Regions from separate parts of the Homo sapiens genome. Here region 1 is linked to region 2. A link is a contact called in ENCODE Hi-C or POLR2A ChIA-PET data. All regions are on one chromosome and are shown on one strand. The core of a region is the stretch at or near the end of the contact, and the rest is flanking DNA. Distances in the headings are between cores, read along the strand shown.

Region 1 (6,826 bases), core at 1,134-3,633, 35 kb after region 2:
ACCAAAGCGAGTGATCTTTTTCATTCTTTTTTTAGCAGCTTTATTGTGATGTAATTCACATACCATGCAATTCACCCATTGAAAGTGCACAGTTCAATGGGTTTCAGTATATTATATTGTCAATTTCTTTGAATTGAGGTAAAATATACATAATGTAATGTTTGCCATTTTGACCATTTTTAAATGTACAATTAAGTTGCATTAATTTCATTCACAGTGTTGTATAACCATCAGCATTACCTAATTCCAGAACTTTTTCGTCACCCCAAACAGATACTCTATAACCAATAAGCAGCAGCTCCACATACCCTTCTCTCCCCCGGCTCCTGATAACTTCCAATCTACTCTTTCTCTCTAGAATTTGCCTATTCTAGATATTTCATGTGAGTGGAATCATACAATATTTGTCTTTTTATGTGTGGCCTATTTTACTTAACATAATGTTTATCCACGTGGATGAACATAAGATTCATCCACGTTGTAGCCTGTGTCGGTACTTCATTCCTTTTTGTGGATGAATAATATTCCATTGTATATATCCCACATTTATCCAAGAGTAAGTGATTTTTAAAGGGTTCCTGAAGTCTTCTGAAGTTATAAAATGGAAAAACACACAAAAATTAGAAAATCAAAGGCTGAATCATGAGATCAGAGTTGGAATTTCAGAAGGACCATAAATCCTAAAAATCATAAAATGTTAGAGCCAGAAGGGACTTCAAAGATTTCTGCTGTGTATCAAAACTGAAGTAAAAATATTCTGAGACTTTATTGTTCCATCATAACAGTACAATTATTTACCTCTTATGGGAAGTCTTCTCTGCCCTCCACCCCACCGTCCAGGACAGAATTAATGTCCCATTGTCTCTGTTGATTACTGTTTAGTCATACTTCTATGGTACATACCACACTGTACTGGAATCATTTATTTATATGTCTGTCTCCCCTTCTATACTTCAGTTCCTGTTTTTTGTACATCTTTTTATCCCTAATACCTAGTTACAAATACAAACAGCTAAGTACCACATAAGTACTTAAGGGATCAGTGTCCCCTAATTATTTGAACACTGGAGCATAATTGAGGAATCTCTTATTATCCTGAAGGCAGTTATGCCATTTGTAGAATGGTAATAACCAGTTGGTATTTGGGACCCAAAGTGCTACAACCTGTGTAGTACAAATATCTATCATGGCTAAATGCTGACTTTTCTTTATTTGTCATTTTTAGTGGAAGCAAGCAATTTCTTCAACCGTCCTTGGAAAAGTAATAGTTCAACCAGATCAGAATTTCACAGGATTGATTGCTGGTGTTGTCTCAATATCAACAGCACTGTTATTACTACTTGGGTTTTTCCTGTGGCTGAAAAAGAGAAAGCAAATTAAAGGTGCATTTTTGTTACTGTTCATTTTTAGAAGTTACCTTAAGAACACAGTCATTACAGTTTAAGATTGTCGTCGATTCTTGTGTGCTGTCTTATATGTAGTCCATAAAACCCATGAGTTCTGGGCACTGGGTCAAAGTCTCCTGGGGCCCATGATAGCCGTCTTTAACAAGCTCTTTCTTTCTCTCTGTTTTAAGATCTGGGCAGTGAATTAGTTCGCTACGATGCAAGAGTACACACTCCTCATTTGGATAGGCTTGTAAGTGCCCGAAGTGTAAGCCCAACTACAGAAATGGTTTCAAATGAATCTGTAGACTACCGAGCTACTTTTCCAGAAGGTATATTTCAGTTTATTGTTCTGAGAAATACCTATACATATACCTCAGTGGGTTGTGACATTGTTGTTTATTTTTGGTTTTGCATTTATATTTTTATAAAAACCTAAAGGAAGTATTTACCTCTGCCAAGTAAGTATTTGACACAAAATTACATGGCTCTTAATTTTAAAAGAACCCATGTATATATTACATTATGATTTTAGAGTCCATAAGCTCTCATTTCACAAAAAGGTTAATTTGAGCAAAAGTAATTTGTTTATCATCTAAGTGCAATAGTAAGAAATTGCGAAGCTCTCTTTTACAATCCAGGAAGAGTTAAGTTACAAAATATACTTATTTAAATGTAAGTTGGAACTGCTACATTTTTTACCTGTTGAAGCCCAAACATTGAAATTATACTGTTAGTAATTCTTCGAAGTGTTTTCAATGAACTGTTAGTACACAGCCTTTTTCCCACCATATTCTAGGACTTGAATGTATTTTGAGACTTAGCCAAGGAAAACCTTCAATTATGCCATGAAAAAAAGGAGGGGTCAATATCATCAGCTTTGTAAAACACTATGCCTAGTAATGTTCAGGTTAATCAGAGTTTTCATGTTGTTTTATTTAAATCTCCTGGTAAAAGCAAAAGGTCTGTATTGTATCAGCTCCATTATCTTTAGAAGTTACAGGATGTGAGTCAAGTACAAGCATTTCCTTGGTTGAATATTTACCATTGGACAAATAAAATGAGTCACAGATCATTGAGGATACTGGAAAAGTTAGAAGTTGCTCATCCAAACAAGTTCAAGAGCAATGAAGCACTTAACATTTTAACATTTTCAACACTTACTACCTCTTATGTTTTGAAGTTTATGTTATTTCTATGGAGATACACATAGTAAACATTGTCTTTGCCCTGATTCCATTCACCTTTAAAAATCCATTCGTTTAACCGTGTGGAAAAATCAAACCTAGTTTATTGTTTTGAAATTTAGATCTATTTAGTATTTTATGTGCACATTTAGTGCATCTATTTAGTATTTTATATGCACATTTCATAGTTCTAATCTGAGATCATTAAAATTTACAAATTTTCTTTGAAAAAAAAACTTACCTAATCTTCTTTGAACCTCCTTACTCACCAAAGCTCTGTCATCATTGCTAAGAAGGTTGAGTTTCACACTCTTTTCTCCATTGAGCCTGCTCCTTGGAGACATGAAAAGAAAACAGGTAAAAGAGGGTCATTTAGAGAGAATGAGAAAATAGGTGCACAGCCAAAACCTAATGAAGAGGCAACTGCAGAGCTTTCCTCTCTACATCTGGTGGGGACAGCATTCTCATCAGACTTTTTCACGGAGACCTAGAGTGCTATGTGGTGTGACATCAGGGTGGCACACTGATGGTTTCAATTGGTTTCTGCACATGTTGGAATTTAGCTGAAGAGTCACGTTTTCATGCCAAAGGGCTTTTATCCATGTCTCACCAAGGATTTCCCTCAATCTGTGCACCCTTAAGCATTTAGAGCCCTGATCTCCAGATGCAAAGGCTTTAGGAAGTGAGAATGAAAGACCTGAGTTTAGAGAGGCTGATTGGCATTCCCAATCCCCTGGGGAAGGTTTAGAGACCCTGACTCCTTGGAATTAAGGGAGCAAGTACCCAGCTAGGCTCCTTCCTTCCTCACTCACCCAACATTTCAGGTACTTCACTGATGTTCCACATCCTTCTTTAAAGGTTGCTCTTGTCTTTTTTCTGGCTAGTGTCTACTATAACTGTAATTGATGCCCAACGCTTTTCTGGAACCACTTTTGGCCAAGTTCATTTATTATTAATCAAACTGTCCACTGTAGAAAATACTAAAAATGCTCAAGTGGGATTAGGAATAGTCAAGGTACTAACAGCATTCTTTTTATGCCCTTCTCTCAGATTCTGATTCTCCTGCTTATTTGCAAACAAATGATACATTTTGGTGCTAATGAGGAACCCCCACATAACCTTCTCCCTGTGTTACATACTAATACATTTCAATACTATGCCTAGTTTATCTTCATGTCAGTTGCTGTGGCTATGATGCCCCCTCCTTGATATGTGTGAATTCCCAGTGGAAAGAGAAAGGGAAAGTGGAAATGCCCTATTTGGCATTAAGAAATTGACTATCAGCACCATTTCTTCCCCTGAAATAAAAAAAAAAATTCTCCTTGCAAAAGGGAACTTTGCCTGAGGTTCTTACAGAGCTTTGGTTATAAAGATCAACTTATAAAGAATGCTTACCCCTTTCATAGTGTCCTTAACTAAACAACAAGGATGGTCCACTAACCGAGATCTAACCTGCCTTCTCTAAACAACAGTAACACTAAATCCAGTGCCATCACTGCACAGTGGAGAATTTACCACTAATGTGAAAAGCTTTCAGTTTTGGGAATATAGCCATTATTTATTTCTAATCATATGTGTATTTTTCCCTTGGCCAGGAATCCATAGGTTTTGCACAATAGTAATTAATTCCATTAACAAATAGTAGTGTCTCAAAAGGCATCTTTTTCATTTTCTTATATTTGAGCTGGATTTTTGTGAGACGAGGCAATTGCTCAACTACCTTTGCTGCTACCACTGCTTCCATTCTTAAGGACATAGTATATTCAAAAATAAACCATAAGCATGGCTTTTTGCTATTGATAAAGAGAGAAATGTCTAAGGAAATGAGGGTAAAAAGCTTTCAAAATTAATACTTAGTCTACTTAAATGAAAATCTGTAAACATCTAATGAAATGCTTGTATATATAACTTAGTATCTTTTCCCAATTTATTATCATTTTTATCAAACTAATTCCATTATAAAAGCTCTTCCTGTTTCAGTCCCCATTAAATGAGGTTTTACTGTTGTTCTTTAATAATTTTCCTTCATCTTACAGATCAGTTTCCTAATTCATCTCAGAACGGTTCATGCCGACAAGTGCAGTATCCTCTGACAGACATGTCCCCCATCCTAACTAGTGGGGACTCTGATATATCCAGTCCATTACTGCAAAATACTGTCCACATTGACCTCAGTGCTCTAAATCCAGAGCTGGTCCAGGCAGTGCAGCATGTAGTGATTGGGCCCAGTAGCCTGATTGTGCATTTCAATGAAGTCATAGGAAGAGGTAAGTATTTCCACTCAGCTTTTTGTTAAATACGATTTTCCAGTAAGCATTTTATCTTTGGCCTTTGCAGATTAGGAACTTAGACAATGGTGAAAGCAACTGACAGAGCAGTGATAACAAGTGTACTTGATTTCTGTTCTATAGAAATGTAGCCCTGTAAATCATATCCGTGGGGATTTGCCCTTGTGCATGGAAGCAATTGGATAATCCCCCAAATATATTAGAACTAAATCACAATTCGTCCTCGTCCTGTGTGTACTAGCAATTATAGTTTCTTCAAAGGTGCCATTTACTTTCTTCTAAAACTCAGGGCCAGGCGCAGTGGCTCACACGTGTAATCCCAGCACTTTGGGAGGCCGAGGCAGGTGGATCACCTGAGGTCAGGAGTTCAAAACCATCCTGGCCAACATGGCAAAACCCCGTCTCTACTAAAAAAATACAAAAATTAGCCAGGCGTGGTGGCGGGTGCCTTTAATCCCAACTACTGGGGAGGCTGAAGCAAGGAGAATTGCTTGAACCCAGGAGGTGGAAGTTGCAGTGAGCCAAGGTTGTGCCACAGCACTCCAGCCTGGGCAGCAGAGCGAGACTCCATGTCAAAAAAATAAATACTTATAAATAAATAAATATCACTCCTTTAATTTTGAGTATTTTTATTCAATCTCTCTCCAGTCTTTCTTTACCCTGAGAACAGTGACAAACTCTATGAAGCCTGGTTTATAGCAGTTTGTACACTGCTGGACAGCATCAGAAGACAGAGAATTTATAGCATTCTCCTGATCTAAAGCAACATATATCATCTCTACAATGCACTCCAATTTCTTTATACAAAGATAAATGAATATTTGTAATAAGCTAGCCAAAGCAGCAATAACAGCTAGCATAAACAGTATTTGTGGAAATATTTAGCAGGAAAAGAAACCAATCAAAAACCGGGAAATGAACTTCATTCTTCTTGTTGTTTTTTTTTTTCTAAAAAGCTTTTACCCTTAATACTAAATGGCCTCTGATCCCTTTTATTCTATATGTGCTGCAAGAGGTTGTACAGGCATCTGCCAGTGTGATACAAGAGAAGCTGATGGCGTGATTTCCCTTATATGAACACAAGGCCTTCTCACTTTCCTGTGGTAGCATCCACACATTCTTCTGTCAAACACCCCAGAGCGTAATCCTTTGTGTGCTCCTTCTTCCCCAAGAGTGGCTTCACTGTTAACAAACATCTTTCCATTTCTCTTCAGAGTAATATATAGTTCTGTCATAGGCCTATAAATCCCAGTAATTGCATCAATTTTAGAGTGTGTGGACTCACTAATTGTGTTCTAATTCTACACATTTGGAAAACTAGAATTTTTTATCATGAAAGGTACTAAAATGGCAATTATTTCTCTTTTGAAGTTATAATCATTAACAGCTCTATAAATATTAGCTACTATGTATTTATATGTTTTTCTGCAGGAGAATAGGAGCACTCAAAAGCATAAGTTTTATTTTATTCTTCTTTGCATTAGTAGAGGGCAGCCTAATGCCTGACACTCACATACTAGGCACTCATGGTGTCTTGGCCAGCTGGATGAATTAATTAGTGAATGACTTACACAGCTATCAGACATTTGGCACCTCTGGGGGAAATTACTGCCACTGGATAAAAGGCTACCATTGGGAAAATGATGTGGTTAAAGCCAGAGAGAACTGGATGAAGTGAGTCAGGGTGAATTTGCTTCATCTGGGCAACTGCCTTTCAGTTTCTGCCAACCTGGATTACGTATTAACCAGTGACTAATGGGGAAATCCTTATTCTATAATACTAATCCTATTTTTAATGGTAACATTTTTATTTCATTTCAGCTTATTAGAATATAGAGAACTTATTTTATTATAGTTCTTCATGTGGGTTAACTTTATTTTCATATTTTAAAATACTATGTCATCCTTTAAAAAAATTTATTTGATGAGGCCGATGTTACTCACCTTTTCAGTGGTTCCACTGTGG
Region 2 (6,961 bases), core at 4,049-6,548:
AGAATGGTGTGGCATTTTTTTTCCATTTATAATTTCTGTCACGTGATTGGAAAATAAAATGAAACAAAGCACTTCTAGGCAATTTTTTTTTATTTCAAGGGAAGCTACAGATCAAAGGAGAGCTATTGTGTGAACCATGCATCTTCATGAGAAGAAACATTCACATCATTGAGAAATATTGGCAGGAGTTAGGAAGGGACAACATTATCATCAAAATCCCATTGTAACTCAAGCTCTCCTGATTCTGTAAAATGGTAGGGTTGGATGCAAATAAGTTCAGATACAAAAAAAATCCAGATTTTATTAAGAAATGGTTTTAATGGATAGCAACAGTATTTCTGTACAACAAAAGTTTCCATTTCAACTTACTGTGTTTCCTAGATACAAGAACCATAGCACTTTGCAGAAATTAAAAGACTCTCTTGTTGGGTTGGTTTTTGCTGTTTTGTAGTTATTGGTGCCTTTAACATGAGTTGTTAGTAGATTCTTGATGAGGAAAGAATGACAATAGCATCTATGGAAATCTTGAACTTCTGTGAATACTAGAAATTTCTTTTAAAGGGAGATTTCGTAATTGTCTGATGTAGTTAGTACCCTCATCAGACAATAACCTCTAGTAAACCAACTGAGAATGATAAGCTTTTCCTATAACTTGCCTGTCTATACATCCTATATGTGTATTCTTCTACAAAACATTTTTTTAATTACCACTCTCTTTATAGCAGCCTGGATATTGATCATTGCCATATTTTAAAACCTGTAAGTTATGTTTTTCTTGTACTAAAGGGCATGGTGGAATTTTTTCAAGGTCAAAAACCATGTAAATAAAACCTTCCTAGCTCAAAACTAATCATACAGGTCCTGTTATCTAATTATTCCCCTAGTAATCTCCCTTCTATTGCTTCACATTGAACTACGCCTTTTCTCCCCCTTTCCTCTGTCCATTCCACTGTGCTTGTTTATCCAACTCATCCATCTTGACCATTTAATTCTATCCTTAACTTCTCAAACCTGAAGGAGGGAAGCCCCGCCCCTCCCACAGAGACATGCACTCTAATGGATTTGAAATATGCTCATATCTATTATGTGTAAAATGTGTAGTATTGTTCTGTGTTTATACATGTTTTTAATTTACATCAATGGCATTCTATACAATTGCAAAAATACAAAGAAGGACTAGAAAAGCTGGCATCTATTGATTTCCTAATGTGTTCATTATGTTGATTTGCCCCCTTTTATCTTTATTTCTGCTTTTTTTTTTTTCAAAATCGTCCATTACCTCACCAATCCAGTTTTGTATGAATAAGCTTTTTATGATTACTTTAGCTCCGACTTTTTTTAACATCAAAAGTTCCCTGGCCTATTTCCACATTCTAAAGTTGTAATACAATTCCTTATTTAAATATGTTGCTTTATTAACTGAGTAAATTCTGCTGTGTGACAGAGTCAATCGCCTGAGGGATATGTCACGCATCAGTCTCATTATAGAAACGCTGTAGCAAATGTTTTATTCTTGTCTCCTAGCCTTTGTGTAAAAGAAACTATATTTTGCCTATTAACTATGCATCCAAAACAAAAGGTAAAAAAAATGCTTATTTTATGAAAAGTACTGGTATCACTGATTTTTTTTAAAAGTGGCTTTTAATTTATCAAATAAGTATCAAGAACTACCTAACTTTGCTTTACTATACAAACGAATGAAGCAAAGGAAACAGTGACACAGAACTTACCTTTAAGAAATTAAATTTTAGTAGGAAAGATACCTGATAATAATAGTACCTACAGACAAAGGGCTATTCGAAACCACAGAGAATCTATTTCTCTGACGCTTGCCTAAGAGAATTTCATTCCATTAAATTTTATAAAGAAACCTAAAGCATTTGAAGGATCAAACAATCAACATCACTGAAGTCCATATATTTACAGTAAATAATAGTGCGGGAGGAGTCAGGAGTGGAGCACAGATATGGCAACCTCCCACTTTAATCTGTCAGAGCAGTGACTTCCTACAAAGTTCTGTAAATGTTTTGACTGCACCACAGTGTTAAATGTATGGCTAGGCCTGAGTTTCTACAACTCGTGTTTTAGTAAATACGATGAAGTTTCTGTTACAAAATAGAATGGACATTTTTTTTCCCCCCAAAGACAGCTGCCCTACACAAAAGGGAACAGAAAGATGATTTTACTTCCTTCCTACCCTGAAGCCTAATGGCAAAGTTGCTTTGCAAATTTTTTTCTCCCAAGAGTTTGCAGCTGTTTCTGTCTTTCCTATTGTGCTTATGTTCAGCTCTGGCTGGGAACACAAGCTACAGCCCCAGCTGTTGGGTGCAAAGTGAATCAGGTATTTCACAGTGGTCATTTGATTAGAAAGAATTATATTGTTTAGCTAACAACATTTTGTGTATGGCAGGGAAGACATTTTTGACATGTTCCTAACATTTAATGATGTGTAACTTATCTTGTACAGGTGCAGCTATATCTGAAAATACTGATGCATACATATATTTAAGTCTCAATATCTGCAGAGCCATGTCAATGTAGATGAAGATTTAAAAATAATTTTTATTTGCATGATCACTCTCTTGGGATACTTCGAAGTAAAATAGTAGGATAAGCAATGTTTGAGATAGTGTAAGTGAACAATGAGAACGTGCCTTCTTACAGACTGGGGAAGGAGATGTAGAACAGAGTCAGACTTGGGAACATTAACACAGTGTACACAGCTACGTGGGAGAGGGAAGAGGGATTCTCATGAAGATCACAGGACTAATCACAGGGATTGTCCACGTCTCCCTTCTGAGCGCCTCGTCTAATCTACATCCAGAACAATGCTTCCTTGATTTTTTTTAACAGCACTTGTATAAGGCTTTTAATCTCTAAATGCAAAGCATTGCTATTAAAATATTTGTGCATGACTGTCAGGCCAGGGAGAGTGAGTGGATCAGGGATGCGAGAGGGGGTGGGGAGGCCCTTTCAAGAATTGTTTCAAGTTCAGCTCCACAAATACTCACTGGGCAACTACTATGTGCACTACACTGTGCCTGCTCCCAATGGCCACAGCCTGGGCACTGTCACTGCTGCTACTGGGCTCCGTGGTTCCATCCTAGCTCTTCCCGCATGCCCCTTTCGCCTCTCCAAGTTCCTAAATGTTGTTACCACCCACTCATCACTCCTGTTCTCTTCTGCCTCTTAACTGGACTAGTTGGATCTTAAGTAAGAAACCCAAGGAGGTAGAGATCACCTAAAAAGATGTCCCATGTTCAAGATCATTACTTATGACCACTACTTAAAGGACTGTGTTAGTAATCAGTGAACCTAAGAATAATTACTCACTTCCAATAAGAAAAATTTGTTTATCTGTTGACCTCCTGTCTTCAAATTCCTTCAGTTCCCGTGCCCCCATCGTGGCATGTCAGTGCTTTCTGTGAGAAGCCTGTAGTATGCATCATGTTTGGAATTACTGCCATTTTAGAGTATGTAGATGCAGATCCCCAATTCGTCAATGTTGTGAACATCTGGCAGAGACACAGCTGAAGGAAGCTTCAACTTGAACAATGATTCTCTTTAGGGATTTCTAACTTACCCATCTCTTTTATAAAATAATCAGATAAAAATATTATCTGCCTTTTTGTGTGTGTACATCATTAACTTAGTTTTAACCCTAAAGAATGTTAGCTTTGGCTTTTTTTTTTTTTTTTTCACAGTGTCTCGCTCTGTTGCCCAGGCTGGAGTGCAGTGGTGCAATCTTGGCTCACTGTAACCCCCACCTCCAGTATTCAAGCAATTCTTGTGCCTTAGCCTCCTGAGTAGCTGGGATTACAGGCACGTACCACCATGCCCAGCTAATTTTTGTACTTTTAGTAGAGACGGGTTTTTCGCCATGTTGGCCAGGCTGGTCTAGAAATCCTGGCCTCAAGTGATCTGCCCGCCTTGGCCTCCCAAAGTGCTGGGATTACAGGTATGAGTCACCGTGCCCACAAGATTTGGTATATTTCTTTAGAGGAAAATACACTCAAGGGTTCTGAAATTTCTTTTGTGTAAGAAAGAACTTTTTATAAATAATAATTTCAGTTATGTCCATAACTAAAAATCAAGGATTCCATTTATATGAAATATCTAGAATAGGAAAACCTATAGAGATAGAAAGTAGATTAGTGGTAGTCAAGGGCTAAGAGGATATGGGGAGACTGGGAATGACAGCTAAGGGATGTGGGGCTTCTTTTTGAGATAATGAAAGCATTCTACAACCCTGTCTCAAAAAAAAAAAAAATTAAAACCGTTCAATTGTCCACTTTAAAAACAATGGGGGAGGTATACAGAAACTGCATACAAACATCTTATCTTAAATTGTATTCATCATTCTTAAAATTTAATTCTATTAATAAAACGGTTTAATTAAAGATAAAACTGTATATGGGAGGTAAGGAGATATGGCCTTTACATATTTGTGGATATCTCACACAAAGTTACTTTGTTCAGGTTTACAGATTTGGGGGCCTAGCCACAACAGTTTTATTTGTACATGTATTTCTTCCCCATGTCCTATCTACAAGGGGCTATGTGAGATCAAAACCACAACCATTTGGTAAATTCAGATTCTGCCCTGCCCCAAATGTATTAGTCCTGTATTTTCAAGGCCATTAAAGAAAAAATATCCTGTGACCTAATTACTAAAGATTAGTTGTTGAATAGTAGGAACTCAAAGATAATTGTTGGTCTTCTATTTTATGCGAATTCTTCTAAGATTCCCAGGTTATTTATCATAAGAATTACATTTACATGGCAAATTTAGTTCTGTTCCTAGAAATATCTCCATGACAACCAAAAGGAACTCCTAATTTCTGGCACACATTACTTCAGGGGTATTTTGAGAGTTAAAGTGGTTAATCGATTATTTAGAATCCTAGCAATAAGAGAAAGAAAAGAATTAAGGGTAGAAAAACATTTATAGCAGTAGGTATCCCTGCAGAGAACGGGCTAATGATCAACTAAAAAGGCATTTGCATCTGTGGTACAGCCTCTGCGCAAAATTCCAAATGGCATTCTCACTTCCAAGTCACCTCACTTCTCCATGTGCCTTCCTGTCTTCTCATCTTCATCCCATTTTCTATAGCAAGCAACACTCATGCTAACTCGTGATCAAAAGTAGAGCTTGGCGGAGTGTGCTAGTAACATTTTCTCTATGCCCTCAAAAACTAGTTAGATGCAGAGACTTTCTCCTTAGGCACACTTAACTTGTGCAGCAAAAATTACTGAAACACGGAGTAACTGGCGAGGCAAATATATTGTGAAATTTGTTTTAGTACTTTTACTCACGAGTGGCTCTTGGGAGCTCAGAGTTGAAGCTTTTTCAATGGTATTTACTCTGGTGCTCCAAGAGCCTAGCAGTTGAGTGTTTAAGAGGTCAAGCACATGGATTCTGGCCTCAGATAAAGCTCTGTGGAAATCTGACTCATGTACTTTCTAGCTGAAATTCTATGTTGTATTTTTTTTAAGGAAAATAATAGTACCTACCTTATAGGAGTATTGTGAGGAGTAAATAAAATCTCCATTTAAAGCACTTGGCACAATATGTGACTCAGTTTCCTGTTATGAAAGTACAAACATTTGGTGCTTTTCAGACAAAGCTTTTTAACAGAGGATACACATATCAATCAATCCAAGTCCAGAGGTGCAAAGAGCTTCCGAAAAGAAAGAGAAAGGTTAATTCTTTCTGGGAAAGGACTATTTGGATGGGCTTCAGATATTTCATAAAGTCAAAGATGATGACCTAGTAATTAAGAAGGGATTGCTTATTATAGATTTGGGAAATGGTATTAAAAAGAGCAAGAAGGTAGGAGAAAAAAAGGGCTCTAGGAGGTGATTGTTATGTAGCCGGTCTAAGTAGAACGGAGGAAACCAGGGAGACAGACACAAAATGCAGGTGTCCATTGCAAGGTTCATAGTGATGAATAATCTTCAGTGAAGTGCAAAGCATAGAATGAGCTGGAAAACAAAGTCAGGGTATTAAGACAGACTGGTGTTCTGTGTTGCTTTTGACCTGTGTGTGAGAAAAGGAGTTTTTTTGCTTTTGTGTTTTTGTTTTTGTTTTGTTTTTTGTTTTACCTTTGCAGTTTGAAGTGATTGGCAACAGCCAAAGAAATATGGGGGGTATTGGGCAGGAGTATAGGAAAAATGAGATGTGATGAGCCCAGAAGGGAGTTAAGATTGCAAAATTGGGTAACCAAAATCTGGAGAATTTGTAATAGAAGCTTTAGAAGTCTAACATCTGATATTCTGCTTGTAACCAGTACCCAAAGGGAGGTGGGACTGGTAATTGAATTTCTGTTCACTTTGCCTGCAAAGGTCACCAATACCTATTGGGCCCTAACTTTAGGAAATAACAATAGTTTCCAACCTTTCCCATCCTGACCAAGTGACCCTTCATCCATCACTTAACTTCTGTGCAAATATAACCACCCTTTTTAATGGAGATGTTTTGAAAGCGTTGAGTGTTTAGAGTAGAACAAACATTAGAGCACAAATGTCATGATGTTTAACTTTTACAGCTGTATGTGAGCTTGGTTAGTTTCTCTATCAACAATCCACTCTCTGAGAACAAATTAGGTACTTTGAGAATCTTCCCAAATTGCTTCAGGATACTTGGCTCCTTTGTTATGCTGAAGAAAAAATTTACAATTGTTCCCCAGAACATTTATATGTTGTATGTGTTTGTTAGAGTACAAAGCAGTTAATTATTGCTGTAATTTTCATTCCCATTATACGAATGAGAAAGCTGAGGTAGAGGGAGTGACTATGTAATCGTAATCTCACAGATGTCCATGTTTGTCCTGTGATTTCATACCCATCGCGAGTAAATGCATGTTCAATGCAATGTAAAAGGCTATTAGAGATGTTGGGCAATTTCACAAAGTAGATTTCAAGTCTAGGGCTGTGCTGAGCCTCCTCCACCTTCATGTAT

The links. A loop is a pair of places that touch in the nucleus more often than their neighbours do. ChIA-PET counts read pairs that join two places held with the same protein, here RNA polymerase II (POLR2A). Pooled maps may share reads with other maps.
Region 1: a map of endothelial cell of umbilical vein shows a loop between it and region 2 (2.1-fold over the local background). The contact joins two enhancer-like sites. A Hi-C loop is called at or near these places in 9 of 168 maps with a recorded cell type or tissue (Caco-2, Calu3, IMR-90 and 6 more), 1 of 37 single-sample maps with no recorded cell type and 1 of 50 pooled maps. POLR2A ChIA-PET finds 5 or more read pairs at or near these places in 7 of 52 experiments (BJ, H1, HepG2 and 4 more).

Annotation. Positions count from the first base shown.
Region 1 is chr7:116,770,273-116,777,098 of GRCh38, forward strand. MET (MET proto-oncogene, receptor tyrosine kinase) reads left to right here. Exons shown (of 21, transcript NM_000245.4): 13 at 1,226-1,382; 14 at 1,577-1,717; 15 at 4,609-4,839. Among named protein-coding and RNA genes, the nearest start is that of COMETT, 86 kb to the left of the region's middle. RefSeq lists enhancers at 1,998-3,197, 2,352-2,496, 5,755-6,826 and a cis regulatory region at 2,418-2,431. Within about 2 kb of position 2,384, at least 7 of the 41 ENCODE cell types and tissues checked have a DNase peak (open chromatin) inside an H3K27ac peak, as active enhancers do; they include endothelial cell of umbilical vein, where a contact is called at or near this core.
Region 2 is chr7:116,732,098-116,739,058 of GRCh38, forward strand. All of the region lies in intron 3 of MET (MET proto-oncogene, receptor tyrosine kinase), which reads left to right. Among named protein-coding and RNA genes, the nearest start is that of COMETT, 48 kb to the left of the region's middle. Within about 2 kb of position 5,299, at least 2 of the 41 ENCODE cell types and tissues checked have a DNase peak (open chromatin) inside an H3K27ac peak, as active enhancers do; they include endothelial cell of umbilical vein, where a contact is called at or near this core.